Regions from separate parts of the Homo sapiens genome. Here region 1 is linked to region 2. The links are chromatin contacts, found by Hi-C or POLR2A ChIA-PET in ENCODE. All regions are on one chromosome and are shown on one strand. The core of a region is the stretch at or near the end of the contact, and the rest is flanking DNA. Distances in the headings are between cores, read along the strand shown. Region 1 overlaps GAK (cyclin G associated kinase). Region 2 holds the start of PCGF3-AS1 (PCGF3 antisense RNA 1).

What was found. A loop is a pair of places that touch in the nucleus more often than their neighbours do. ChIA-PET counts read pairs that join two places held with the same protein, here RNA polymerase II (POLR2A). Pooled maps may share reads with other maps.
Region 1: a map of naive thymus-derived CD4-positive, alpha-beta T cell shows a loop between it and region 2 (8-fold over the local background). The contact joins the enhancer-like site here to the promoter of PCGF3-AS1 in region 2. A Hi-C loop is called at or near these places in 3 of 168 maps with a recorded cell type or tissue (CD4-positive, alpha-beta memory T cell and naive thymus-derived CD4-positive, alpha-beta T cell), 1 of 37 single-sample maps with no recorded cell type and 12 of 50 pooled maps. POLR2A ChIA-PET finds 5 or more read pairs at or near these places in 10 of 52 experiments (BJ, CD4-positive, alpha-beta T cell, CD4-positive, alpha-beta memory T cell and 4 more).

What each region holds. Positions count from the first base shown.
Region 1 is chr4:876,001-882,811 of GRCh38, reverse strand. GAK (cyclin G associated kinase) reads left to right here. Exons shown (of 28, transcript NM_005255.4): 14 at 1-115; 15 at 772-905; 16 at 5,003-5,197; 17 at 5,605-5,722; 18 at 6,203-6,282. Among named protein-coding and RNA genes, the nearest start is that of GAK, 53 kb to the left of the region's middle. RefSeq lists enhancers at 2,765-2,814, 2,444-3,643. Within about 2 kb of position 3,596, at least 4 of the 41 ENCODE cell types and tissues checked have a DNase peak (open chromatin) inside an H3K27ac peak, as active enhancers do; they include CD4-positive, alpha-beta T cell, where a contact is called at or near this core.
Region 2 is chr4:780,359-786,655 of GRCh38, reverse strand. It overlaps PCGF3-AS1 (PCGF3 antisense RNA 1), which reads left to right and starts at 4,807. Exons shown (of 3, transcript NR_171661.1): 1 at 4,807-4,884. LOC124900163 (chloride intracellular channel protein 6-like) reads left to right here and starts at 4,808. Exons shown (of 2, transcript XM_047416474.1): 1 at 4,808-4,884. It overlaps CPLX1 (complexin 1), which reads left to right. Exons shown (of 4, transcript NM_006651.4): 4 at 1-1,699. The coding sequence ends at 155. RefSeq lists enhancers at 674-1,545, 3,540-4,257, 4,258-4,974, 4,975-5,692 and silencers at 4,519-4,868, 4,969-5,048.

The DNA of each region.
Region 1 (6,811 bases), core at 2,347-4,846, 97 kb before region 2:
GTGTGGCTGGGCAGCACGGCGGGCCCCACACCTGCACACCCTGTACAACATCTGCAGGAACATGCACGCCTGGCTGCGGCAGGACCACAAGAACGTCTGCGTCGTGCACTGCATGGTGAGCTCGAGGGCCGTGGGCTGGCGCCGTCTTCTGTCAAAGTTCATTATTTCATGCATAGTTCAACAGGATCTGAGCGCCAGTCATGAGCTGGGGCCTGTTCTTCACCCTGGGACACGGAAGAAAGTCCCTGTGCTTGGTGTCTTTGGGTCTGGAGGGGACAGATGACAGATGGCCCCGCCCTTCCCTCCCCATGTGGCCCTTCCTGGCCTTGACCTGCATGCCCGTGTGGAGGCCACTCCGCTGTGTGGGGAGCCCACCTCCCCTCCTGCTCGGTGGCCACCTAAGAGTCACTTCCAGTTTCCCGATCTGCAGCTCGAGGCTTAGTGGTGCTTGAGCCTCCCAGGGTGTGGCAGCTGCCACTGTGGGTGATGGAGTTGAGGTTTCCATGAGGGGTCTTTTGCGGGGTACGGGGCACCAGCAGAGCCTGTTGGAGTGGCCCTAGCCCTGTTCTTCGTTAGGGAACCTTCAGTCTCTGTTGGGCTCCATTCTTGCCTCGGCAGGCACGTTATGTAGCTCCCTAAACATATCCCAGCTTCAGAGAGGAACAGCCCTGCGTCCCTGCAGCCACAGGGTGGGTAGGATGCCCGAGGACCCCGCGAGCCCTTGTCCTGCATGAGTGCGAGGCGCACGCGAGACGTGTCTGTCTGTCCTAGGACGGGAGAGCCGCGTCTGCTGTGGCCGTCTGCTCCTTCCTGTGCTTCTGCCGTCTCTTCAGCACCGCGGAGGCCGCCGTGTACATGTTCAGCATGAAGCGCTGCCCACCAGGCATCTGGCCATCCCACAAAAGGTACTGCGTGGCCCTCCGGGGACAGGGGACAGCTCTGTGGGCCCGTGTGGCACTGCCGCCCCCGCTGTGGTGTCTCCTGGAGGGCCAGTCGGTGCCGCTGCAGGCGCTGGTGGGAAAGGCAGGCCCGGCCTCGCGGAGCCATGGCTGAGCCCTGGGCTTACGGCCGCAGAGCCCGGGGAGGATGGGCCCTCAGCCGCGGTAGTCCTGACTGCTGTGGGGCAGCACCTGCCCAGCTTGTGCATGGATCCTAGGTTCTCTGACAAATGCCATGTATGTGGTGGGCTCTGGTGGATAATGCACGTGAAAATGCCGTGTGGAGCACCTGACACAGGTGCCGTGTGGAGCACCTGACGCTGCTCAGACATGAGTACAGTCACAGCGTGTTTAGGGCCCTGCCAAATACAGGCTTCTGTGCCGCTCCACCTCAGCGCGCAGCAGGCTCTCCCTGGCCGTGTGGAGGAGGCTGTTTCTCAAACGGGAGTGTGGTCACAGCGTGTTTAGGGCTCTCCCTGTTTCTCGGGGCTGCAGGTGTCCACGCCCGAGGAGTCCACCCCAGCAGAAAGCCTCCCCTGGCCTTGGTCTCCATGAGGACCTGGTGAGGCTGGAGCAGCCTCCTAGCCTCTGAAAGAGCAGGTCTTGACCTGGACCACAGAGGCCCCAAGGGTTAGGGCCCAGGAGCAAAGGCCGGCCCCGTGGCCCCACCGTGGCGGGAGGGAAGAGGAGGGACCCAAGCGTCAGGGGACTCCCCATTCTTTATCCCCTCTGGATGGGGCGCACAGCCTGTGGACGGGGCGAGGGTCAGGAGGCCATTCCTGCTGCTGTGGATCCCCAGGGAGGGCCCCACCTCGTTTGCTCACAGCCTTGGGGGGAGGAGATCATTGCCGCCCCATCCAGCTTTGTCTTCTGTGTGACCCCCGGCAAGAGGAGTGCAAAGTTGGGAGCCCCTCCACACATTGAGCTGAAAGCCATTGGCACCCCCAGGCCAGGTGCGGTGGGGCCTGTTCAGCAGGGGGCGTCTGAGAACCAGGGAGTCTCTTTCCCTGTGGCATGTGGCTGGGCTTCCATGACCCCCAAATCCCACAGCTCCTTCCTTGGAGGAGCAGAGAGATGTGCAGAGTGCTGCTCCCACCGGGCAGCTAGCTGGACCAGCTTCAAGTTCATGGCCTTTTCACATCACTGGCCCAGAATCTAAGGAGAGTCAGGTGCCTGTGGGAGGAGGTGTGTGTGTGCTGTCTGGGGTGGACGTAACTGGACCCCAGAAGAGAAGGAGGCCAGAAAGAGTCCAACCGGTGGAGGCCAGGTGTCTCAGTGGGCGAGTGAAGCCTTCAGGGTTGCAGGACTGGAAGGGTCCTTGCCCTCTGGAAGGCACAGTCTCTGTGGGCACCCACAGGACAGATGGGAGAGTGAGGGCCGGGCAAGGGGGCGCAGCTACTATAAGGGAGGCCCAGACCTGGCCGAGACCCTTTCTTCTGCCTCCAGATGGAGGAGACGAGAGAAAGAGCTGCACTCTGTGACTCTGGGGGAAACTGAAGTAACTAATTGATGTGCTGAGGACGCTCATGCAGAGTGCACGGTCCAGTGGGGCATTCGTCAGAGCCGTGGAAAGAGGACCCTCATGCAGGGTGCGTGGTCCAGTGATCCACATGTCAGAGCTGTGGAGAGAGGACCCTCATGCAGGGTGCACGGTCCAGTGGGGCGTTCGTCAGAGCTGTGGAGAGAGGACCCTCATGCAGGGTGCATGGTCCAGTGGTCCACATGTCAGAGCCATGGAAAGAGGACCCTCATGCAGGGTGCGTGGTCCAGTGGTCCACATGTCAGAGCTGTGGAAAGAGGACCCTCATGCAGGGTGCATGGTCCAGTGGGGCATTCGTCAGAGCTGTGGAAAGAGGACCCTCAGGCAGGTGCGCGGTCCAGTGGGCCACTCTTCAGAGCCGTGGAAATGCCAGGAAATAAGCAAATGGAAATCCCCGAAATGAGAACGCCTTCGACATCGCTGAGGCTGAGTCAGTGGCCTTTGGAGCCAGGTCGAGAGATACTGAAACTGAATCACAGAGAGAAAGCGTGGGGTAGAACAAGCACCCAAGAGCTGCCTCCACCTCAGGCAGGGGCACACACACGTGGAGCCCAGAAAGGGAAGAGGGAAGCGGGAGCAGTGAAGAAATCATGGCTGAGAATTTCCCAGAATGAGTAACAGATACCAGTCCACAGGTTCAAGAAGCTCAGAGGTCACCAAGCAGGATGAAAGCAAGATGAACACATGAAAACCCACTCGGGTGCATACCGGTCAGAACTCCTGCAAACCGAGCACAGAGGAAGTGTTGGAGGTGGCCAGAAGAAGATGCATCAGGTACAAAAAGAAAGATGTCAGCCGCAAGGTTCTCGTCAGAAAGCCTAGAACAAACAGTAAGGGTTTTTCTTCGGTGCTGTAATTAAGAAGTCAACAGGAAGTAAAAGGAAAACATAAACCTTGTCAAGAGAAGGCGAAAAGAAGAAAAAAGAAACCAAGAACAGATCAAACAAGTAGGAAACAGCCAGCAAGATGGTAGATTTTAATCCAGCCACATCAGTGTTCAGGCTGAACATGAGTGGTTTTGTTTAAAAGACAGGCATTGCCATATGGGACAGAAACGCACAGCTCGGCCATACACTGCAGGAAGTCCTCTTTCAGCACGGAGGCAGAGGTGGGTTCAGAACAGGATGGTGGGGGAAGAGCGTACTAGTCATTGCTACATGACCCGACACAACACACTCGGGCTTAGAACCACACACATCCATTCTCTCGTGGTCTCCCTGGACCTTGAGGCTTAGCTGGGCCCTCTCCTCCGTTCAAGGTGTTGGCCGCACTGACTCTGAGAAAGCCGATTTCTCTTTCATTTCTGAATCTGCTTCCTTGGCCACTCGGGCTGTTGGCAGGATTTATTTGTTGTGGCTGAAGGACCGGCTGTCCTGGCTCCCTGCTGACTGAGCTGGGCCACAGTGTCCTGTGGCTGGGAAGATGGGGTCTGCACCGTCACCATAGAAGTGGTGTCACCTGCCTGGCCCGCACAAGCTCCGGGAGAGGGCCTCCTGCAGGGCATGGGTGCCACGAGGTGGGAGGCAGACTCTGGGGGGTTTATGCTCCACAGAGGCACCACGGGAACGCCAGCCACGGGAAAGCCAGAGCTGTGCTACCAAGGTCAGAGAAAACAGATTCCATTCCACATCCATCAGGCAAAAACTGATCAAATTGAAAGGAGAACCAGACAACTCATTTGTAGGGTAGACCTCAATATTTTCGTCTCAGTAATCCGTAGAACAAGTAGACAGACCACCAGCAGGGATATAGAAGAACCGAATGTGCCAACCCATGAAGGCTGACACAGCTGTAGAGCGTTCTAGGACGTTCCACCCAACAATAGAAAAACACACATTTATTTCTTTCAAATGCACATGGAATATGCAAGGAGAAAGATCAGATTTGGGGCTATAAACACACCTCAATACATTTTTAAAATTTGAAATCAGACAAACTATGCTGTCAGGCCACAGTGGAATAAAAATTGAAATCAATACCAGAAGAATATCTGGAAAACTCTCTAAATCTCCACCTCCCAGGTTTAAGCAGTTCTCCTGCCTTAGCCCTCCCGAGTAGCTGGGATTACAGGTGCACACCACCAAGTCCGGCTGATTTTTGCATTTTTAGTAGAGAGAGGGTTTCACCGTGTTGCCCAGGCTGGTCTCAAACTCCTGACCTTGTGATCCACCTGCCTTGGCCTCCCAAAGTGCTAGGATTACAGGCGTGAGCCACCGCGCCTGGCCTCAAAATTAAGCAACTTCTAAATAACCCATGAGTAAAAGTGGGAGTATCACGAGAAATTTAAAAATATCTTCAACTAGGGCGTATTTTTAAGACTCTGTCTTAAAAATACATATATGTATACACACACACATATATATATAACTAAATGAAAATTATAACATCAGATTTGTTAGGAGCAACTAAAACATTGCTACAAGGGAAATTTCTAGCATGAAAAACTTCTATTCGAAAGACAAAATCAGCTGTGTGGTCCCCTCTCAGGGCACGTCACGTGGTGACGCGGCACGTCTGCCCCCAGGTACATCGAGTACATGTGTGACATGGTGGCGGAGGAGCCCATCACACCCCACAGCAAGCCCATCCTGGTGAGGGCCGTGGTCATGACACCCGTGCCGCTGTTCAGCAAGCAGAGGAGCGGCTGCAGGCCCTTCTGCGAGGTCTACGTGGGGGACGAGCGTGTGGCCAGCACCTCCCAGGAGTACGACAAGATGCGGTGAGTGCAGCTGCAGCCCCACGCTGTGCTCCCTCCTCCTCACCCCTCCGGAAAACCGTTAAAGAGGAACCCTGGCCTTGCCGGGGACAGGCGCTTGCTGAGGCGGACGTGTTTGGAACTGTGGCGTCTGTGGCAGGTCACTTGGGATCCTGGTCAGCAGCAGGAGGTCACAGGGATCCGAGTGTCCAGGAGACTTGAGAATGGGATCCTGGTCAGCAGCAGGAGGTCACAGGGATCCGAGTGCCCAGGAGACTTTAGAATTCTTGTGAGGCTCTTCATGGGGGTTATTCTTTATTGGTTATTACACATTTTAGCTAAGTGGACAATTTCTCATTCTGTTTTTTGTTGTTTTTGTTTGGTTGGTTTTGGGGGTTTTTAAAATTTTTCTCTTGTCATTCTGTCCTTAGGGACTTTAAGATTGAAGATGGCAAAGCGGTGATTCCCCTGGGCGTCACGGTGCAAGGAGACGTGCTCATCGTCATCTATCACGCCCGGTCCACTCTGGGCGGCCGGCTGCAGGCCAAGGTGAGAGAGCCTGTGGCTTGCCCGGTGCTCCCCACTCACGCCTAGGCTCATGGGGGGCTGGGGGCCACAGTGCGCTCACTTCTCACCGAGGGTCCAGGGTGCTCGCTGTTTGGTGAGTGCCGTGGGCTCTCATGTGGCGACTGCCCCACAGCGCCCCCTGCTTGCCCCGTGCACTTGACGCGGCAGGATCTCAACCTGAAAAGCCTGGCGTTTCCATCGAGACTGAGTTTGAGGGTCCACTTGGGGCAGCCCCCACGGCAGTCCCGTGAAGCAGCTTGTGGGCCCATGCGTTCTCCTCAGGGTTACCTGCCACACACAGACCCTCTCCCGCTTCCCCCACAACATGTGGCACGGGGGCGCCGTCCATGCCTCCAGCACCATGAGCCGCTCTCAGATCTCGCCCATTGGGAAAAATTGGCCTGTGGCCCCAGGATCTGGATTCACCCTCCACGTGGGGTGTCGTGTTTGCTCTCTTTGCAGATGGCATCCATGAAGATGTTCCAGATTCAGTTCCACACGGGGTTTGTGCCTCGGAACGCCACCACTGTGAAATTTGCCAAGTACGTTGGTACCGCTTGTGCTCGGTGGGGAGGGACAGGTGCCCTGTGCCGCAGCACCTGCATGTGGGCCGGTCGTGGGAGCCCCAGGGGGAGTGGCGGGCTGTGTGACTGCTGCTTGGTGGCTCTGGGCCTGTTCCTGGGCCATCCTGGAGCTGCGCGTGTGTAGGCTGCTGGGGTGGACCCGGTGGCTGCTGCTCTGCCCCCCCGTTGGTGTGTGTGTCTGTTAGAATTTAGCCCTCACACCCGGGCGTGGCGTAAGCAGGTGAGCGGGTGGCGGCTGCATCTTAGCAAACGTTCCTGAGCCTGCTGTGTGCAGAGTGCCCTGCCAGGCGGAGGCTGGAGATGATGCGGGGCAGTCCTGTCTGGAAGCTCACACTCTGTTGTTAGCTCCCTCTGTAAACAAGCGCAGCCACGGGATGGCCCCCACCCCTGCCATGCCCAGCACCTGTTAGCTCTCTGTCCTCTTGACGTTGGTGCCCAACAGCGCATACCCTGCCCTCTGCAGGCTCAGGTGCAGATGCGGTGAGCA
Region 2 (6,297 bases), core at 3,558-6,057:
CCGCCATGGAGGCCAACTCCGAGGGGAGCTTGACGCGGCCCAAGAAGGCCATCCCGCCGGGCTGCGGGGACGAGGTGGAGGAGGAGGACGAGAGCATCCTGGACACCGTCATCAAGTACCTGCCCGGGCCGCTGCAGGACATGCTCAAGAAGTAGCCGCGCGCGGGACAGCGGCCCCGCGGAGCCCCCGCCCCTCCCCCTACAGATCCTCCGCGGAGGCCCCTGAGGGACGAGCAGAGCGCAGCCCCCACGCCGATATAAGCCATAGCCCCAGGCCCGCCCTGCCCGCGCCCGCCGCCTCCCTCACCCGGCAAGGGGCGCGCGCCCCCAGGACCCCCCCAGTCCGCCCCGTGCTCCTCTGCCCGCGGGTGGCTGGAGCCCCATCGCCTGGGACGCCCCTTTCTCTTGCTGTTTACCGCCCACCCAGCAGCGCCCGAGGCCAGGGCCGCCGAAGGGCAGCCCCGCGACCACCCCTGTGCGCGCGTTCGCGGCGGTGGGCGCCTGTCGGGCCCGCACTCAGGAGCACAGCCATAGCAGACGGGGGGCTGCGGGCGGGGCGAGGGCGGCGGGGCCTGGGTCCCCCTCCTGCACGCGGACTCCGGGGTTCGGATCGCTCCGCCGTGAGTATTTGCGTCCGCACGCGGCCGCTCTCCGCCCCCCGGCCTGGCCCCCTCGCGCCCCTGTCCATCCGTCTCTGTCCGCGTCCTTTCCTCTCCTCTCTGGAAGGTTTTGCTTCTTACGAACGCCACGGCCGTGTTCACTTCTAAACTAAAGGAAACAAAGCAATAGGTTTGGGGGACGCCCAGCCCCCACCCCCGTCACCCCGCTCTTCCCAAGTCCTCGCCCCCCGCCCGGCCTCCTAGCCTCTCCGCCCACGCGGCTGCTGCTTCTCCCTGGGGAGGACCCCTGCCCTCGGCCATTGAACACTGCACCCTCCACAGGAGCCGCAGAGGCCCGAGGCACCGGACGCTGGAGACCCTGCGCCCCTGCCCAGCACCTCCTCCGTGGGCAGCTCCTCGGGTGGGGCCTGCGGGGTTCCCTGCGCGCAGCTGGCGCGTGTGTGGCCTAATCCACCTGGTGGCCCTGCGGGGCGGCATCCGAGCCCCTGTTTCTCCTCCATTCATGTTTAATTTGCATCACAATTTGTTGAATCTCAGGTAAATGAGGTCTTTGCATTTAATGAGTTTTATCTTGACAGGCGCCGCCTCGCCCCCGGGCCCTTTCGTCCACATCAAAAATGCATCAAGTCTCCACGTGTTTCGGGCCAGGGCGTGGCTTGGCATTGACCTTCATGACCTTACATAGCTTTAGAGAAGCCATAACGTTAGACTGCAATACTAACGACCGACGCCCCTCCGGGCAGAGACCACCGCGCCCCTCTGCGCCCCAGCGACGCGGCCCGCGGGGACGTCGCTGTCCGTCCTGCTCGCCCTGTGCCCTCTCACTGACTTCTCCCGGGTCGTGTCTTTTAAAAACTCCTGTTTTCACACCTTACAAAGCCAGCTCTGAGCAGACAGGGCGTCCTCTCGTAGAACCTGCGCACCCCGTTCCCAGCGCATGGCGCCCCGGGCCGCGAGCTTAGCTTAGACCGTGGTGTCCTCTGTCCGTCTGTCCTGCGCCTGCGCCTCCTCCTGCATGTCGGGGCCCCTGCGTGTGTTCTCTCCGGATGGAATCACAGCCAATAAACACCAGTGATTTCACACCGTGTGGCCATTCCTTCCAGAGGTCCATTTCGCCAGCCGGAGGACCGGGGCTTTCCCCCGCGCATGTTCTCTCCACGGCGGCTGCAGGGCCTCCCACCATTCTCACTCAGCTCCATCCAGTCAGACCCATTTTCCCTAGGCCGTCCAGCCAGCGCAACCTCCATCTAAACACAAACCTGCGCCTTCAGGGTCTCCCGCCCCCCAGGGTGGTTCTTCCACCCGCAAAGCATCTGCCCTCTGCTCTCCCTCCCACCTAGGACCCCCGACCACAGGCCTGTCCCTCTCCTCAGCTCCACCGGGCCCAGGGCCCCAGGTCACCCTGTGCTGCCCTTACCTCGGCCCACCCAGGAATTCCTGCCCCCCAGCACCCCCGTGGGACTGTCCCTCCTCCTGAGTCCTGGACCCGGATCCCTGCAGGGAAATGTCTGCCAACCTGGGCTGAGGCCAGAAGAGGTTCCTGACCCCAACCCAGAGAACAGCCCCTCTGCCTGGTTGCTGGCGGTCCCGCCCACACTCAATCCGCTGGATGCGCAGCCCACGCCTAGCTGCTGCCTGCCACTTGCTTCCCCAGAAAGTCCTTGTTTGACCTCCAAGTTTGGAAGCTGTTAAAAGATGATTCTGGCCAGGTGCGGTGGTTCAGGCCAGGTGCGGTGGTTCAGGCCGGGCGCGGTGGCTCACGCCTGTCATCCCAGCACTTTGGGAGGACGAGGTGAGCGGATCACGAGGTCAGGAGATGGAGACTATTCTGGCTAACAAGGTGAAACCCCATTAATACTAAAACTACAAAAAAAAAAAAAAAAAAGCTGGGTGAGGTGGCAAGCAACTGTAGTCCTAGCTACTCGGGAGGCTGAGGCAGGAGAATCGCCTTGAACCTGGGAGTCAGAGGTTGCAGTGAGCCGAGATGACACCACTGCACTCCAGCCTGGGCGACAGAGCGAGACTCCCTCTCAAAAAAAAAAAAAGAAAAAAGAAAAGAAAAGATGGTCCCGTGACACTTGTTACAGCTGAGTGAGGAAGGCTTTATTCAGGACCAGCACTACAGGTACAGGGACCATGCAACAGGGCTTGCCATGGGTGCCAAGGAGCAGGGTGGGCTCAGTGGATGGAAAATGACTGAGGAACATCAGGGGTTGGGGGATTCTGATGAAACCCATCTAACTGGATTCTAGCTGGAGACAGGCAGGGCAATCAGACAGACCCATAGGGTGGTGAAGCATGAGGACCCCAATCAGATCTCCAGGATGAAGGTTTGTTGCTAAACTGACTTAGCCAGATTCTTTGCTAAAACTGCATTTTACAAGGAAGTGGGCCAATGGGCCTACCAGAAGATTCAGGAAGTTAACTAAAGTTTGACCACACAAAAAATCTTTGTCAGGAGCCCTCTCTAGGGAGCAGCATGTCTGGGTCTCCTGTAACCTTCCTGATGCTGCTGGCTGGGAATGCCCCAGGGAGCTGCCCAGTCCCAGGGCAGGAGGGCCCCATGTGCCCTGACCCCAGGCCGGGCCCTCCTGGATGCCAGGTGGGAGCTGGGAGGGAACGTGCTCTCCTCCAAGCCCAGGGAAGGGTGTATCCAGCTCCTCCTCCTGCTGCCTCTGGGGAAGTGTGCACCCCAGGCACCACCAAATTGCCCAGGGTGATCTCTCCTCTGCCAGCTGGCCCCCCTTCCTCCTGGAACAGAAACTCAGTGTCTTTGCACCCACCCCTGTGTCCGTGGCTGCTGCCAGCTGCCCCTCAACAGGGCACCCCAACATCCAGCCACTGCTCAGCCTCCATCCTCCCCCAGCCTCCCATTTCCCATCCACAGCCTGGTCTGGACCCCCTTGCAAGCCTAAGCAGCGACTTGGACGTGCCAGGTCACGACCCAGGCAGCTTTCCCTTGGAGTCTTTTTTTTTTGAGACAGAGTCTCTCTCTGTCCCCCAGGATGGAGTGCAGTGGTGCGATCTCGGCTCACTGCAAGCTCCGCTCCCAAGTTCACACCATTCTCCTGCCTCAGCCTCCCGAGTAGCTGGGACTACAGGCACCCGCCACCACGCCCGGCTAATTTTTTGTATTTTTAGTAGAGACGGGGTTTCACCGTGTTAGCCAGGATGGTCTGGATCTCCTGACCTGGTGATCCGCCCGCCTCGGCCTTCCGAAGTGCTGGGATTTCAGGCGTGAGCCACCGCACCCGGCTCCCTTGGAGTCTAGACGAGCCCTTCCTACAGCAATGAATGCTGGGTCAGACCTGAGCTTCTCCGGGATCCAGCTCTCATCTCAGGTGACGGGGTCTGAGGCCTCCTGGGAATGGCACTCCTCCCCAGATGTTTACTGAGCCCCTGTGATATGCGCTGCTCTGTTCTAGGGGCTGGGAATACTAGTCCCTCCCTCCTGGAACTGGTTTTCCTAGTGATGGAGGACAGATGATAAACATGGAAGTGGCGGTGTTTGCCCTGGAGGAAAATCAAGCAGGACAGGGAGCAGAGAGCAATGGTTAGGGTTACTATTTCATGAGTGGTCAGGGGGCCTCTCTGTCAGAGTGACGTGCACAGACCCGGAGGGAGGCGCGTGTCCCGTGGGAGAGCATTCTGGGCAGAGAACAGCCATTCGAGAGCCAGGAGGCAGCGCTGCCTGGGTGCCACCAGCGTGGCCCTGGCCCCATGCACTGGCTGGGCACCACCCTGCCCCCGGAGTCTCCTCCTTCTGAACGTTTGACTGTATCTTGAACACAGCGGGGCCGGCTTTCAAGCTCCAGACACGGCCTCCTCCCCAGGCCAGGAAGCCCTGTCAGGCAGCAGATCCGGCCCCCTCAGCAGATCGGCCCCTCCAGAAGACCCGCCCCTCACAGCAGATCCGGCCTTCCCAGCAGACCCGCCCCCCGAGTAGATCCGCCCCTCCAGGATATCCATCTCCCCAGCAGATCCGTCCTCTCCAGCAGAACCGCCCCCAGCGGAGCCGCTCGGGCGGGGCCTCCGGGCCTGGGGAAGGGAGCGGGGACCGGGCCGTGGAAGGACCGCGCCCGCCCCTGGCCAGCCTGAGCCAATCAGCGCATGCTAGGTGGGCCGACATGATTGGCTCCTAGAGGCTCACGTGTGGAGGCCTGACCAATCAGAGCCCGAGAGACGCCATTGCAAGCCTCTGCAGAGGCGCTGGAGCTGGGTCAGTCCGCCGCTCACCCCGCGGCCGCACCTTCCCGCCTTCTCAGGTAACTAAGTGCGGGTCTCGGGCCTGGCAGAAGCTTCTTCGGCCCCGTGCCCTCGCCTGGCCCCGCCCCGTCGGTTGTGTGCTTGTCTCGTCCTGCCCCCAGGCCCTGCCGGTCCCCACCGTTAGGCCGGCGTCCCTGCCCGGCCCCGCTGCGGGCTGGCGCCAGCTCAGGAGGACGCCCCGAAGCCGAGGCCTCGGAAGCAGGTTTTTCCCAGACCTTCTCCTGTCCCGCGTTCCCCCTAGGCCGGCCGTAGGGACCAGACCCCACCCTAAGCCCATAGCCGGCCTTCGCGCTCCGGGTGACCCTGGCTGGCCCTGTTTGTCTGTGGGTCCTGGGATGCGCCACTCCCGGCAGGAAGGGGCGCCGCCGAGGCCCGGTCTCAGCCTGGAACCCCGCTCCTGCCGTCGGGGCGCTTTCTGCGGCTGCCCACACACGACCCCAGGCAAGGGGTGGGGGCGCGGGACCCTCCATGACATGGCGGCGGGGCGCTCTCACTTCTTTGAAACCAGCGTAAACTGGACCCGCCCCACCTCCCATACCTTGGGGGAGCCCCGGGAAAGGCTGTGGCCTGGGGGTCTGCAGGGCGTTGGCAGTGGAGGTGGGGAGAGACCCCAGCCCTTTCCTGTCCCCCCCACCAGCCTTGCCTTCCTCGCCGTGAGCCGGGGACAGTGGAGGGGAGTCAGGGAGGGCCCACCAGATGGACTTTCTTGTGACTCATCCTATAAAGCCCCTCGGGCTTAGCCACCCTCCCCAGGACCCGTGTGGTCTCCCGGACTGTGCTGGAAGCTTAGAGCCAGAATGACTTTTCCACCCTCGGGCTGGCTGGCTCAGTGGGCAGCAGGGACAGGGGGCTGTGAAGAGAAAACTCACTCGCCAGGGTCAGGGGCCGCTTGCTCACTGAGGAAAGCAGAGGGGTTCCTGCCGCTTGCCTCAGGAACAAAGCTAGTTGGTGAGGCACTGCCTTGCAGTTGTAGGAGAGGAATAATGGCCCCCGTGGGTGCTTGGTTGGAACGATTAAAGGAGAATAACAGTTTAGCACGATTATTTCACACAGTTGTTCAAAGAGATGGCTTTGAATTCCAGCTTACATGGCGTCTTCAACAAAAAGTAATTGTTTAGAGAAGTGACAAGATGAAGGAGGACTCTGAGTCCTAGTCTCCCTCCTCGAGTCCCTGTGTGAGCAGAGGTAAACAATGAAAACTCACCAACCAGGAGAAATTCACCTAGGACTGGCGCAGAAGGTATACACCATGAGCCTGGAAATGATTTAAAAAACAACACAGGCTGGGCGCGGTGGCTCACACCTATAATCCCAGCACTTTGGGAGGCAGAGGCGGGCGGATCACTTGAGGTTTGCGAGTTGGAAACCAGTCTGACCAACGTGGAGAAACCCCGTCTTTACTAAAAATACAA